2 separate regions of the Homo sapiens genome follow, and region 1 is linked to region 2. Evidence: chromatin contacts called from ENCODE Hi-C data. All regions are on one chromosome and are shown on one strand. Each heading gives the region's core, a stretch centred on a gene start or an enhancer-like site at or near the end of the contact. The rest is flanking DNA. Distances are from core to core; before and after follow the strand shown. Region 1 overlaps LOC105374511 (a long non-coding RNA gene). Region 2 holds the start of SLIT2 (slit guidance ligand 2).

Region 1 (7,794 bases), core at 768-3,267, 510 kb before region 2:
TAGTATTTTAAACATTTTGTGGAAGTTGTCAGAGTCAAAATAAATTCACTTGTGTTAACAGCAATACAAAACAAAAACCCAAAAAACAGAGCCAGAGAAGGCCATGAAGGATTATCATGCATGAATGCCTAGTAACAAAAACAATCACAAAAGACTACAAAAACCACAACCTTGCACAAAGGCCATCACTACCTTACACACCAAAAAACTGCTCAGCAACTGCTAGTCCAACTTTGGACTGATGCCACCTTTTTTTTTGTTCCTTGCCACCAAGGATAATTATCTCAAAACAATTAGGTAATACTCTATTTTTCCTGAAAAAACCTTTGTTTTCCTTTACCTCCCTGAATACACACATAGTTTACTATGACACCAGTGTTCCCATTGTAACACCTATTCCCAAATAAACAACATTTTCTTTGAGAAATTCTCGCTCTTCATTATTTAGATCAATGATTTCATAAATTAGAGAATGCAGGCATAAAGAAGTAAAAGGAATTACTTAAGTTCTCACAGATAGAGGCAGAACCAGGCTTCTAACTTAGAGAGATGGAACCAGGCTTTAACACCTAGATTCTGCTGCTTCTCTTTGCTTGCCAGTCCAATTAAAATCAATAAAAATCCAGAAAAATGTATGTACCATCATGCTCTCATAGAGATGTTAGATGCTGAAAAATATGAATCACATTCCTTATGTAGAAAACATAAAACTGCTATTCTGAAAAGAAAGCTAAGACATTATAATACATTTATGCAATATCCAGAAGAAAAATTTGAGAACAGGAGAAAGACATTTCACATTCTGAAGAGATAAATTCCAAATTGTTAACAGATAATAGGTAATCACAAATGAAAAGGTATGAGAATAAGTGCTCACTAAATGAAATACTGATATTGCATTGCTACAGTGTGGATCACTTTGGTTGTTTCACTGATAGAAAACTGGATTTTAGAACTCTCTTGGATTTTTAGGCTAATCATTTATCTAAAGTACAGACATAGTCTGGATTGATAATTAAAAAACAGAGACATTCGAACTTTAATATAAGCAAGAACTATATAATGACCATATTTATCCAAATCCTGGTTAGTGTCTGGGAGTTAATGAGCCAAAGTTTCTAAGAGTATGCAAGCTAGGCTAGATGACCCTTTGATAAGAGTATTACAGACCTAGAGGTGGATAGACTGTTTAGCCAACTAACCTGTAGATTGCCTTATAAACCAGAAAGTCAGGGAAATAATTAATTTCCTCATTCATCAAACCTCTATTGAGTATCTATGTATTCAGTTCTATATTTTCCTTAGTAGAAAAATAAGACGTGGCCCTTTTTGGAAGATCATGCCATCATTATAAATACAATATCTAGTGACACTAAAATTTTTCTCCCTGATTTGTGCATACCCTTAAACATCTAACAAAAACAAATAAATTATTGTGTTAACTTTTGTTTTTAGCAGAGTTAGGTGGGAGGAGATAAGTTTCACAGAAATTAAATGAGTCTAGTTCAAAATAGAAAAAAAAAACTATGAATCCTTAAAGATATGAACTCAATGCCAGCGGAAAAAGAGAAGAAAATGTATTAAGAATGTGACATCCACAATTCTGCTGCCAAACACGTGTGTGCATGAAGGAGGGCACAGACACTCTCACCTGGGCCTGAGGACTGAGGCTGCTATCTAAAACAGGGATCCATCTGCCTGTGAACAATGTCATCCCACTGTGTTTCTCTGACACTTCATTGACTGTGTAATGGCATTTGATATCGCTAAAACCTGGTTGTTGTGGAAGCACTGGTGCATTACAGCAGAGAGATGCATTGTGTATGATGAGTCATGCCCCACAAATTTGTGCTCAGTCTCTGTACGGTAAGAAAAAACATAACAAGATCAAGTAACAGAGAACTGGGGAGGGAGAAAGTTCTCATTGCAGGCACAAGTACACCGCCACTTTGTGCAAGGTAAAGAGGGCTTACACACACTCAGTTTTCCACAGAGTTCTAGTAACTTTCAATAGTACAAATCCTGGATCCGATGTTAGTCGAATAATAATTCCAATGGAGGAAAAAATACTTTTCATCTGTGAGTCGCTTTTCAGAAGGGATAATGTCTAAACCTTGTTAGCCTCTTCCTGGTTACCCTGAGGTTTGGATGTTTGCCAAGAAGGAAGTAGAAGAATAAACATGACCAAGGCAAAGAGTTCGATGAGAAACCCTCAGAATTTTTGGAGAGAGAAGAGGAAAAACAATCTGAAACATGAGTATATCCAGAAAATCAGTTCATTTATGTAACCCAAGATGATTGGCAGATATTTTCTGGCTTTCATGAGTCAATCCTCAAACAAGAAAATGGACACACCTCAAGGGAAAAAAAAATCCTTGAAAGAAAATGTATATGTGACCTTCTTTACCCTCCCATTATTTTTAAAGGGAAAAACCATTACCTGAGACCACTGTCATGGTTTGACAAAGCAAATCTGCTTAACACTCTTCAAATTCTGTTTTCTATAGAGTGAGATACCAGCATCTTTCCAGGACATCTGTGAATCCTCTAAGATCTGGCCCCAGCCTCTTTTCCGTACTTCTTTCCTTCCAAAATTTCCTTCCATCTCCCCTACACTTCAGCCATATCCCTCTATGCAGGGTGCTCAAAGGAGCCTTTTCACATTTTCTCCTTTGGCACATGCTCACCTCTGAATGGCATGCCTTCCACACCTCACCCACTTGGCAAAATCTTCTCTTCTCTCAAAGCACAACTCGAATAGTCCCTCTTTATGGAAAGACATCCATGGGCAGCACCTACTCCATTTCACTTTATCGCGCACTCCACTTTTTTCACCATTTAATAAAAGCAAAGCTTTTTTTGCATTTACTTTGGACCAGTCAAAATTACAAGACCCTTTTAATATATTAACTCACTTAATCCTAGCAACAACCCTATGGAGGAGGTACTAACAGTATCTCCATTTTACAGGTAAGGAGACTGAGGCACAGAGAGTATAAATAATTTTCCAAAAATTGCATCACATGTACAAAATAGAGCTGGAATTTGAACTCAGTATATGCTGACTAACTAGTTCTTTGGTTTATATCCCAGTCATATATTCCATCATACTTGATTTCAAATATTTGTTGACTATTGTCTGTAGTTAAGTGTGAGTGTCTTGAGGGCAGGGTCTGAGCTACATTATGTGTATGTTGAACATCTTTTGCAGAGACTGCAGATAGCAGGTACTGGATAATAAATAATCAGTAAACCAGCAAAGCAAGCAAGAGTAGAAGGAGTATTATATAGGTTTTGAAGTAAATAATTAAAGATGACAAATCACCCTAGAAATAGCATTTTCTGATTTGAAAACTGTTCCAATTTTGGGTTTGTGCATGCATTTTTCCCAAGTAAGGCAGAGGGCATGGTAAATGACATAACAGAATTAAGGAGGGAGCAAAGAGAAATGGAAAATAGTGATGATCTAAGAAGAGTAGGGAGAGACTCCCAGATTCAGAGAAAGACTGAATTCAGAACACACTGCTAGCCTGGAGAAGACAGAGAGTATCCCAGCGCTGGCTACAAGCTCATCTCTGTCTGATGTTAGGCTCTGATAACCACAGGTTTCAGGCAAAGGGAAGTACTGGGAGGGTTTTGTTTGAATGAGCTGATTTGCAGGTAGTCCATAGTCGTTTGGATTGAAGGAGAAGACCAATGATTCTCTCCCTTGGGGGAGGCAAGGAAACCTTGATGACTACGTCAGGCCTCTGCCTGGCCATGAGGACTAGATCCAAGCCATAAGGAGAGGAGGCTCCAATAGTCCTTTTACAGAGGACACTTTAAGATACTTAATACAAATATATGCTGCTTCAGGGCAGGGGTGATAACCACTCAAATGGACAGAAGACTATTCTCCCCATTTAGTTGAAAATTAGAGTTTTACATCTGCCATTTAAGACCTGCAGGACATTGGCAATGTGTGCATTGGAGGCACTGGCAACGTCCTCGTGTTTCCCTGAAGAAGAACCTTTCAGCAGCAATTGTACCCTCTGTAGGAAGGGATATTTCAAGAGTGTCTCTGTTTCTTCATCACCCCCTTTCTTGCAAGTCTTCCTTATTAAAAGGCTGTTATCTGCTGGATAGGAATGGTGAGAGCCTGGCATCACTTGGTTTGTGTTTACCACTATGTACAATTTCTATACCACAAACGCAGTGGGCCACACCTTCCTGTGTATTCTTTGTTTTTCCGTGTGTGTGTGTGTGTGTGTGTGTGTGTGTGTGTGTCTTGAACTGCACATTCTTAGTGAAAAATGTGGTCATTTTGAAGTCATTTTCCATGTGTTAAGCAGACTGACCATGGCTTCCTGCTGGTCTGCTCTCTCTGTTCAAACTTCTCCACTTAAAGTTCAATGCATAATAACATCAGTCTTTCATTGGGGGATCCAGTATTTTAAATAACAGAATGATGGATGGGACCACCGCTTCAGCCTTGCGTGAAAACTGCATGTTTCAATCAAAGTATTAACAAGTTCATGATGTGTTTCCTGTTTGGCCCCTCATGGGTATTCTCCCTGTAGAATAGAACCTGGAAGGAGGGAGGGTGGTCCCGTGGCATATGGGAAGCCACAAGGAACATCAGCCGAGAGCACGTCTGTAACAGTGTGCTGGGCCTTCACATCCACACTGCAGTGAGTGTTCACAAGGGAGCTGCAGCAAGGAAGGGAACTAAGTACAGAAACTCTGGGAGGTGCGCCTGATGACAGACACGTTCACAAGCTCATGAACTGGACTCTCAAACACAAGTGAGAAGACTTTGCTGGGAACTATGTGAGCAAGCAAGGGCCAAAGTCAGCAATATATGGGTTCAGTACTGAAATTAATATCTCATAAATAGCCAAAGACTGGTCAGGCCTGGAGAAATGCAGAGTACGTGAAAGTCAGAAGCGAGCTGAGAACAGAGTTCATGGCTAGTACTCTAAGCTGTTCTATTCCTTCAGTGTGATTAACTTGCTATGCGAAAAGGGGGCCCTGTGTAAAGTGACCTTGAGGTCTCTTGGAAAGAGTGTGGATTTTGGAGACAGAGCTCTGACTTTAAATAGCATGTCTCCTATTAAAAGTGATGTGATCAGACGTAAATCCCTTAAATTCTCTGAGCCTCTCTTTCCTAGAGAGTATTTGAGCTGCGTCATCACTCTCTGCCTTCAATGACCATGCTAGTAAACATGATAAAGGTAAACACTTTTTGATAAGAAATTATAATAAATAGAAAATCTACTAAACTTGAATCTTTATTTTGATTCTCTTAGAAATCATTTCAATATCACATAATACTACTAGCTCAGATCACAGACTTCAGGGAAAACATTAACAAAAAATCCTGAATGAAGGAAAAATGATTTGGGGAGAATTACCGCTGGGCTACTTTTAAGTTATGAAACTGGGGTGAAGTTAGACAAACTCTCTGAAACTCAGTTCTCTCATCTGTAACATCAGACAAATAATGCATATATTAAAATCTTGAATTTCATGACCTAGCCTCATCTCAGCAAAAAATTAGCAATAACTTTGTGTAGCTCAAGCCTTAATTTCTGCTTCTGAATGAAGGGGATAGAAATATCCAAAGGCAACATCTAGTTATAGCATTTGATAGGATCAAGAATAAAGATTTTTCTTTTCTGCAAGTGATTTAATCTGGTTTACCCAGTGGGAAAGCTCTAAAGGCTATCATTTTGTTTTCCTTAGTTGAAGCTATTAACTGTAATTGCTTTTGTTAATAATACTTTACTTATTATAATCAAAGTTCAATTTTTGCACTTATACCCTGGGGCCAGTTTGCAGAGGCACAATTTATAAATGGATGAAAAACAATTAATAACAACAAGAAAAACCATTAATGATCCTATCAACAAAGTGCTACGTAATCTCCAATTGCAAAATCTTGCACAACATATAAAATAGAACACACAACCTCAGCTAGTGCTGTGGGCTTTCCCAGTAATGACCAGAGTATTTCAATAGCAGAAAAATAATGCCTCTGAGGGCACGCTCCTCCTGGGCTTAACAGGGGATGTTTCTATTAATCTACTGAAGGTCAGATGCAGCCTATTATAGTTCCTGTGGGGTGTGAGCCTTCAAAGAGCTAAACTACAATAATTTAAAAAGAAAAATATTCCATCATCTCTCCTCCAAAGCAATCCCCTGCTATAACCACCAAGACATTATATGATCAGGCTACTACCTCCCTCTCACACCAGCCCAGCCCCTTGCCCCTTAAATGCCCCCTTAACTCTAAACTCCAGCTTTATTCCTGAAAAAAGCTGAATGTTTTTTGCCTAGAGCATTTTATTGACTTTCCCCTTTGCTGGGAATAACTTCCATGGATGCCTTCTTCTTATATTTAAATCTCAGCCCTAAGATAGGTCTCAGGTCTCCCACTAACCCCACTTCGAATGTTGCTGTCAAAAGCCCCAGTCTTTTTTTGTTGTTGTTGTTGTTGTTTGTTGTTGCTGTTGTTTGTTTGATTTTTAATTATACTTTAAGGTTTAGGGTTTGTTTATCATATCACTATTTGAAATTAATGGATTCAGTGTCTGGTTTGTCTTGCTCACTACTGTATTCCCAGTACCTTGAACAGGGTCAGAATCATAGTAAGTTCTCAATAAATATGTGTTGAATGAGTGGTCTAGTTGATGAATTAATGAATTCCCACTGGCTGCTGGACAAAACAAATAATTAGTTACTCATGCCATTTTTCTCTCTGAACAGCAGTTACCAATGACTCCTTCCTCTCTCCTCCTCTCATTCCTTCCATCCCTTCTTCTCCCTCTCCCCATAATTTAATTGCTAAAAGCACAGGCTCAAATGTCCAGCAGCCTGTGTTTGAATTTAGACTTCATTTACATGTAGGTCCATGAAGGCAATCATCGTCATTTTTTGTTCACAATATATTCCTGGGACTAGCAGAGACTAGCATCTGGTCAATAATTCTTCATTAGCAAATGAGAAAAAAAAATTGAATGAATGAATAAGTGCTTTCTACTTTTCTTCTTTCTAGCTGAGTGATGTCAGATAAGTTACTTAACCTCTTTAACTACATTTTTCATCAGGAGCAATTAAAAAATACTATTTGCCACATGGTTTTATTGCAAGGATCAAATGAGGCCAGATAGGCCCAGGGAGAGTAAGCTTTCAATAAATAGTTAAGGATTTATTATCAAAATGTTCTCCATTCATACTTGTAAGTACAAGCTTTGGTCCAATCATTCTGCTTGGATGTTTTTTAACCCTGCGGTCAACTATGGCCTTGCTTCCAAGGCATCATGCTTCACTGCCACAAAACTGAAGCTAGAACTCTGCAACCTCAGCCCATGAAAACAAGGCTTGGAATGTCACTCTCCCTGGGCTCTCCAATTCACTTCCCAAGACCCTAGGTATCCCCCACTCAACACGGCCACCTTTTTGATAATGGAGATTCTTGCTTTGAATTTCTGAATTGGCATTCTCATCACATAAGATTTCTTCTTTGATGCTATGTCAGTTGGAACGAGTTTTATTGAATATCTGACTGGAAAGAAGTCATTAATTTATCTACTTGCTTTTCTCATAAACCCAGATGAGGAACAAGTATCCAAAAATAAGACCAAGTATGACTTCATGTTACAATATCAACATGGGTCACTGGTGCTGAGCTGTTTGTGACTGTACACCCCATCCCATCATAGACCCGCTTACTTATACTTCAAGCCTTAGCTTAGGCATTAATCCCTTTGTGAAATTTTTAAGGTCTCACATATTATAAGCCAAGTAGAACCC
Region 2 (7,106 bases), core at 4,140-6,639:
GACTCTTTGTATGAGAAAATGGCTTTTTGGCCATCAGGGAGGCATTTACTTTGAACTATATTTTTCCAATAGTGGTTATGAACTGCCTCTGTTAATCAGAGTTGATTTTTATCTACAATATATAATATTTAGCTTTGGGATTTGAAAATATTTATTTTGAGTTTCTATTAGACTAGAGTACCTTTCTGTGTAATTTTAGCTTGATACTATGACCTTATAGGACGAAGGTCAACCTTTTGCAATCTAGCAGAAGAAGCCTGCAGGAGGTGTGAGAGGTTCCTTTCCTTTCCTTCCAAGTAACCCAGAAAGATTTTTCTTTTCTTCTGTGAAAATCCAGGATGCACATTATTAGACTTCGTAGAGTCAAAAGATTAGGACATTCAAAATCATTTACAACTGTATTTCCTTCTCCTCAATGGTTAAAGGAAATCGACAATTTAAAAATTTGAAACTCATAAAACTATTAAAATTTTTACCGTGTATTTTTGTTTGTGTGTTTTGATATTAATGTATTTTTAACCTGCATCGAGTATTAACTATCTTTTGCTTTACTTTTCCCACTATCATTTTTCTATTATCAGCATATTCTCTTTTGTTCTTGCTGGAGTATCTCACACATTTAATATTCAAATGTCACTTTAAACCACTGCACTCTTTCCTCCCCCAATACATCTTTGTCTTCATTTTATATAGAACAAGTCTTTGCTTGGTGTACTCAAATCATAGAATTTGAAAGGTAGGGTATTACAATGTTTGTGAAACAGAGTTTGGGATTGAATTGGAATTCTAGTGCCTACTTTGCTGCTTGCTAGCTGCATGAACTGAATGAATTCCTGTAAACCTCAATTTTCTTCACTATAAATCAAGGATAAAAATAGTATCCAAGTCAGAGGATTGCTGTGAAAATTAAAGAAGCTAAGATATATAAGGTGACCAGCCCAGTGTTTGGAACACAGACACTGCTTAATAAATATATTATTACTAATAACAGAAGGATGGATTTATGGTTCAACTGGTCTAATCCCAACAATGTATAAAGGAGGAAACTAAGGCGAGAGCTAAGCCGCATATCCAAAGCTACCCAAGCACTCCCACTTATCAGCAGATCAAGGTTTAGAACTTCTCCCTTTAATTTCACTGCATAATCAACAAGCAGTTATTCTGGCAGCGGGAAACCAACTTTACCTCTTCAAAGATTAGTTTATATTATGTGACACACATAGCACAAAACTAATTATATCTATCGCCACTCTTTTGTTCATGGGATACTGTAGGTCTGAGCAGGGCTTGATTATTGTAAGTTGATTTGTTCTTCTTGTAAAGTATCACCCTCAGCCCAGCCCTTCCCAGGACTCAATACAAGAAGTTATTGGATCATAGTAATAACTAAAGGAATATGTTATCTATTCTCATAATACAAATATAATATTTTAGAAAATTTCAGATATTAAAAGTAATAATGAAATACCCTTTATTTAATAAGCACCTAGCTCTATGCCAGGCCCTGTGCTGTTAGATTGAAAAATAATATCTTAATTTTCACAATAATCATGAGAAATAGGAATCAATGCATCCATACAAAAGTGGTATTAAACTGGAAAAAATCCCTATAAATATAACAGATTTTTTTAAAGGGTTGAGGCATATTCGGGCAGGTTGCTGATGTAATAACTAGGAAGCCCTTTCCACTTCTGAAGGCCATTTCCTTGGAAAATAAAACTAAAGTCTTATTGCCTCTGCGGAGCTGTACATCAAAATATTTTGGTGCCCCCTAGAGGTAATCAGTAATGTGCAATTGTCAACCCCCAGGAATGAGAAGCTGAAGACAATTCAGCAGCTGTTATCTATTATTCTTTGCTGCTTCATTCTCCGTACCAATGTGTCACAGATACAAACACAGAGCAGCTCTTGAGTAATGGATCTCAAATTTTAGTGAACATCAAAATCTCTTGGAGGGCTTGTGAGAACACAGCCTTCTGGCTTCTGTTCCCAGATTTTCTGATTTTGTGGGTTTGAGTTAGGGCCTGAGAAGTTGTATCTCCAACTACAGTCCTGGCGATTACGATGCTGTTGGTCCAGGGACCACATGCTGAGAACCACTCACCTAGAGAATCATCTCAAAGTCAAAGCTATGTCCAGAAGCAGGTCAGGTTTCAGTATCCTTGAAGTGCTGGTGCTGAGGACTCTAGCTCTTTACTGCTCCCTGTAGATGCCCTTAAGGAGTGTGTGCAGAGACATGACCATCTCCTGTATGAGGGTGATCATTCCTGAGGATCTATAGATTCCTTGATCCCCACGAGTTCCAGTGGATCTACAGATAAACAGTTGGGTGAAGAAGAATCAATTGAGAATTGAGGTCAGAGAACTTAGGTTCTGGTTCTAGCTCTGCCATTTAATAAGCTGCGACTTGCATGAAGACCAACATCCTCTACTGTAAGGAGTGAAATAGCAACCATCACTGTGGATGTAACTCTGTCAAATAGCTTGGAATTTAGTAGGCTTGAAACAAATTTTGGTTAAATCTTAATTTCCATTATATTAGGGTTCCATGTCTACGTTTCCAATACAAAGATATTGTGAGAAATATCAGATAATTTAAATGAAAGAAATATCAAATAATTAAAATGAACACATTGCAACAATGGAAAATAGTAACATGAAGGCAGTTAAATTCAAGGAATTAAGTTTCATGAATTTGATCAATGCAATTACTGTTACCTACCTCTGTTTAAAAAGACAGAGAACAATAATTTTTACTCTTCTTTATCTCTTTTTCGTAAATTCTCTTTTCTTCCTCCCTTTTCCCATATAACCCAACTTCACAACCTTTTTATTTCAAAAAAATGCAAAGTTTATTAGACATTTAATAACCTACACATTATTCTGATGCTTTTTATTTCTTTGCTGCATAGGTGATTGTCTACATTGTTTCCAAATTATTGTACGAACTGGATTTTTTTTTTTTTTTTGCAAGATAATAGGAGACTCGGATATTGGCTATAGTGGATTCCACTTCTGCTTAATCCAGGTCAGGATTTATGGAGACCTCATGTGGTGACAAGAGGCACCACAGAAGGCTTTCTTCAGGCTGGGTTTAACAGTGAAAGAGAAACTCAGAAATTCATATGGGAGCAAAATAATCCATAAAGAATTAAGACCTAGAAGTTAATGTTTCTGAAGCCTGCAAGGCCTTCAACAAACATCCTGCAGTAATACTAATGGAATAATACAGTAATATGTTAAAGGACAGGAGACCTGGTTGTTTATGTATGTATAAAATTCCCCTTATCAACTAAAAAGTTAATAACGCAAAAAATAGTAAGATATGCCTCTCAAGAATTAATTACAGTCTTTCTTTTTTCTGAATGAAATCCACTGAACATAGCTTCTTATTTAAATTGGCTTCAAATTTTAAAAAGATGTTTCTGTAGGCATGTTGCTATGTATGTTAGTTTCTCCTTGGTTTTACACAAAACAGAAAGTGATCAGAGATAGAATGAAACTTGAACTTATGTCTGTGAATTTCACTTATGCAACAATATCAATAATATTATTTATAAATATTTGGAATGCAGGATATGTTCTTGGAATTAAAATATGGAACAACAATTCTATGTGGTGCACAAAGTTGAACACAAACACCTCTTGTTGCTGACAAGATATTAAAGTTGTGAAATTAAATAAATTAATGTATCAGCAACCATATTTAACCACATAATTTACTGGTACACACTAAGGAAAATTCACTGAGGGTTGGGGGAGCTCCTTCCTCAATGACAGGTACTTGTTCTTTATCTCATTTTCCTTACAAGAAAATGTGACAAGGGCTTCTTTTTTCTCCTCCTCAAGGAAGTTACATAACAGACCTTTAAGCTAAAATCTAGAAGGACAAATGAGTTAATAAATGTCAAATGTTTTTGAAGGTTTTAAAAGAATAGAGCAATATAAATCTGTGGCATTAAAATGAGTAATCCTAAGAGTTCCAATTCAGTTATCAGATGGTACCCTGCCTTTGGGCGTGTCCTCGAAAAGGCTTACGTTTTCCAAGGCAGGCAAAATGAGGTAAGTAGGGGTAGCCATTATGAAAGGACATCTTAGAAAATGTTAACCAGGAAAAACGTTAATGAGGATATTGCAGAGATTTTAGGTTGAGCATACTCTTGAGTTAAAGAAATCGGTTACTTATGAGGAAACCTATTATGTGGCAGGCATAGATGCTGGAAATACAAAGAGTTGGACAGGTCTTGCTTTCAAGGAAGCTTCTAATAATTATACAAATAACTACTACAATATGAGGCTGGTATTAGGCGGGGGCTTGCACAAATTCCAGGGAAAGCTTCTTAACGTGGAAATGGGAGGAAGAACAACAATATGATGCATATTAAATCCAAGAGAAGGAGCAGAGTCATTTAGATGTCATTTCAAACTTACAGTGACATTGGCTCTTGCTGGGGGGGAAAGGGGGGCGAGAGAGGCAGCCGTTGCCAGACATACGTCACACTAAAGAGACAAGATGAAACAAGGAAATTCTCTTTCAAAACATAGCGGGGAAAAAAATATCCAGAACTGCCCTGAAATAAAGAAAACCTTCTGGTATAATGTGCGTTGCTAGGGATTTATTTTTTCCCCTCCTTTCTCTCATAAGAGAGTAAAAAATCACACAGATACGTTCAAGCCCTTAAGAGTTTTGTGAGCCTATTGAATATCCAAGACATCAACTGACCACGGTGTGGTTCAGTGTGTGTCTACAAAGGAAGGGTTAAACGGAAGGGGGTGGCTTGGAGATAGAAAGGCAAGCAAGAAGGTTGGAAAATGCTGTTTTCCAACTTGCAAAAACTGAACTTTTCAGCTCCCCAAAATACACGTGTGTGTCTGTAAGCGCAGGCAGATCTATTTCGGTAGGATTTTTCTTAAATTTAAATCATAATTTCTCTGTTTCTGTCTCTCTGTCTCTTGCTGCGCTGCAAAGAGTGAGCAGCCCCCTTAAGGATCGCGTGGCAAAAGCTGCAGGAGAGGCACTGGCAGGGCTGTTTATTTATGAGCCGCGTTCAAAGCCGACCTCTTCCCATTCTCCCACTGCAAACGACTATCTCCGAGCCCAGGTCACCTCTGGGGCCAAGGAGTTGGGGGCTGGGGCTCGGGTGGCTCCTTCTTCGGGCCAAGTTTGCCCGCGCGTGGGAGCGAGGGGGCGAGCCAGGGCGCACGGGAACGCGCGCCGCCAGCCGCCGCCTCCGCCCAGCGCTGGCAGCCCCGGCCTCACCTCTCCCCTCTCCCCAGCGAGGTGCGGGCTCCCAGAGCGGAGCCAGGGGGCGGGCCTGGGCCTCGAGGGGCGGGGTCAGGGGGCGGAGGCTCGGGCGGCTATATAAGGCCCGCGCCGGCTCAACTTCGGACTTGGTGTTATTTATTTGGGAAGCGCCCGGACGGCGGAGCTTGGCGGCGGCGGTGGTGGTGGCTGCCGCAGACTGTGGTTAAAAAAAAGAAGGCGGCGGCGGCGGCGGCGGCGGAGGCGGAGGCAGCTGCGAGGCATGGGAGCGCCGAAGCGCCCAGGCGCAGGCCGAAGCTGCCGCGCTTTCTGGGCACGGCGGGAGTGCTGAGCAGAAAGGGGAGCGCCGGGGGCCCGCAGCCGGCTCCGGAGGCGCGGGCCGGGTTTTTGTTTGGCTACGCTGAGCGCCAGTCAGCCCCAGCGAACAACTCCAGTTACGACAACAACCCACCTTCCTTCCAGACAAGCGAGACTTGGGCTGCTGCGTCCGTCCTATTGTTTAGACACTTGCCAGGGGCTCCGGAGTCGGCAGAGCCACCGAGTCCCCGCTCTGAGTCGTCGCCCTCCCTCTCCCCGACCTCGCTCCCTGGAGCGGGAGGCCAGGAAAGCAGCGGGAGAGGGGAAGGGGCTAGAAGGAGAAGGACTACCCGGGACTGCGGCCGCCGCGTCAGGTGCAGCGCCAGGAGCCGGGCGGCGTCGCCACGCCGGCAGGGGTACCGCCACTGTGGCCTTGGGGGACGGAATTCAAAGCCTGGGAAAAGTTGCTGCACTTTGAGAAGGACGAACCACTAGTGGGAGACCGCCGGGGGCCGGCCGTGGCTCTGCGCCCTCCGGAACCCGGCTCTTGTTTCTTCTACCTTTGCCATCAGGTGTCTGCCGCGGAGCTGCGGCTTATCTGGGAGACGAGCGGGGTTGACACGCGCGCACACACTACTGCCATTCAGCTGCCGCCTGGCTCTGCCTGGAGTAGTGGATCCCACCCGCCCACCTGCCACCGAGCCATTCTCCAGTACGCCCCAGCAGGACGCTGACACCTCCAACCTTGGCCTTTGCCTTTCCACTCCTTCCGGTCTGCCTGGTTTTTAAGTCCGCCCCCAGTCAGTCCCCACTCAGTCTTCGCAGCAGCTCTCATCCTCCACTTGGCCTCTTGGAGTTCCTCGCCGGAGTGCTGACTAGTGGATATTTCTGCCCGGCTGCGGCGGCCCGACTGCCCTTTTGTCTTTTCTGCGTGACCTCGGGGCAGGTCCTGGTGCAGAGCGTCGCCAAGGACGCCGAGCGGGAGGCGGGATTGCCCAGACATCCTTCAGCGAAGTGCATGTGTGTTTGTAAACCATCGTTGGCTGTCGGGAGACCGCGAGGACCGGTCCAGGCTGCGGCGGAGTCGAGGGCGAGGGAGAGGCCGCGTGAGTGAGCAGAGTCCAGAGCCGTGCGCCCCCAGAACTGCGCGTCCGCCCCGTGCACCCCCGCGCGCCATGCCCAGTTGCCCCGCGCGCTCTGCTACGGGCCCGCTGGGCTTCCGCGCCTTCTAGCTTCCGGAGCCCACTTTGATCGGGGCCATAATACCTATTGAGATCCCCTCTTCTGTCTTGTACCTTCGCCACTGGCATCGGATTTGCAGAAGCGTGCGTGGGATCAGAGGACCGCCCTCCCCACAACAACCGGCCCCTGCATCTTAGCAGCCGTTGGAAGCCCCAGCTCTTTTACCGCCAAGTTCATCCTTGGGAGACAGAAGACGCGTGATCTCCTCTCCGCTGCTCTTGGGGTCTCCTTGCAGCCCTGGCCAGGCGGATTCATCCTCAGGACCTAAAGTTGCCCAAGGAGCTCCTGCTCTGCCAGAGGAGGG

Evidence for each region. A loop is a pair of places that touch in the nucleus more often than their neighbours do. Pooled maps may share reads with other maps.
Region 1: a map of PC-9 shows a loop between it and region 2 (5-fold over the local background). The contact joins the enhancer-like site here to the promoter of SLIT2 in region 2. A Hi-C loop is called at or near these places in 3 of 168 maps with a recorded cell type or tissue (MCF 10A, PC-9 and endothelial cell of umbilical vein) and 6 of 50 pooled maps.

Annotation. Positions count from the first base shown.
Region 1 is chr4:19,737,379-19,745,172 of GRCh38, forward strand. The region is part of intron 2 of LOC105374511 (a long non-coding RNA gene); the gene reads left to right. Among named protein-coding and RNA genes, the nearest start is that of LINC02438, 280 kb to the left of the region's middle. Within about 2 kb of position 2,018, at least 9 of the 41 ENCODE cell types and tissues checked have a DNase peak (open chromatin) inside an H3K27ac peak, as active enhancers do; they include PC-9 and endothelial cell of umbilical vein, where a contact is called at or near this core.
Region 2 is chr4:20,246,516-20,253,621 of GRCh38, forward strand. It overlaps SLIT2 (slit guidance ligand 2), which reads left to right and starts at 5,390. Exons shown (of 37, transcript NM_004787.4): 1 at 5,390-7,106. RefSeq lists an enhancer at 6,506-7,106.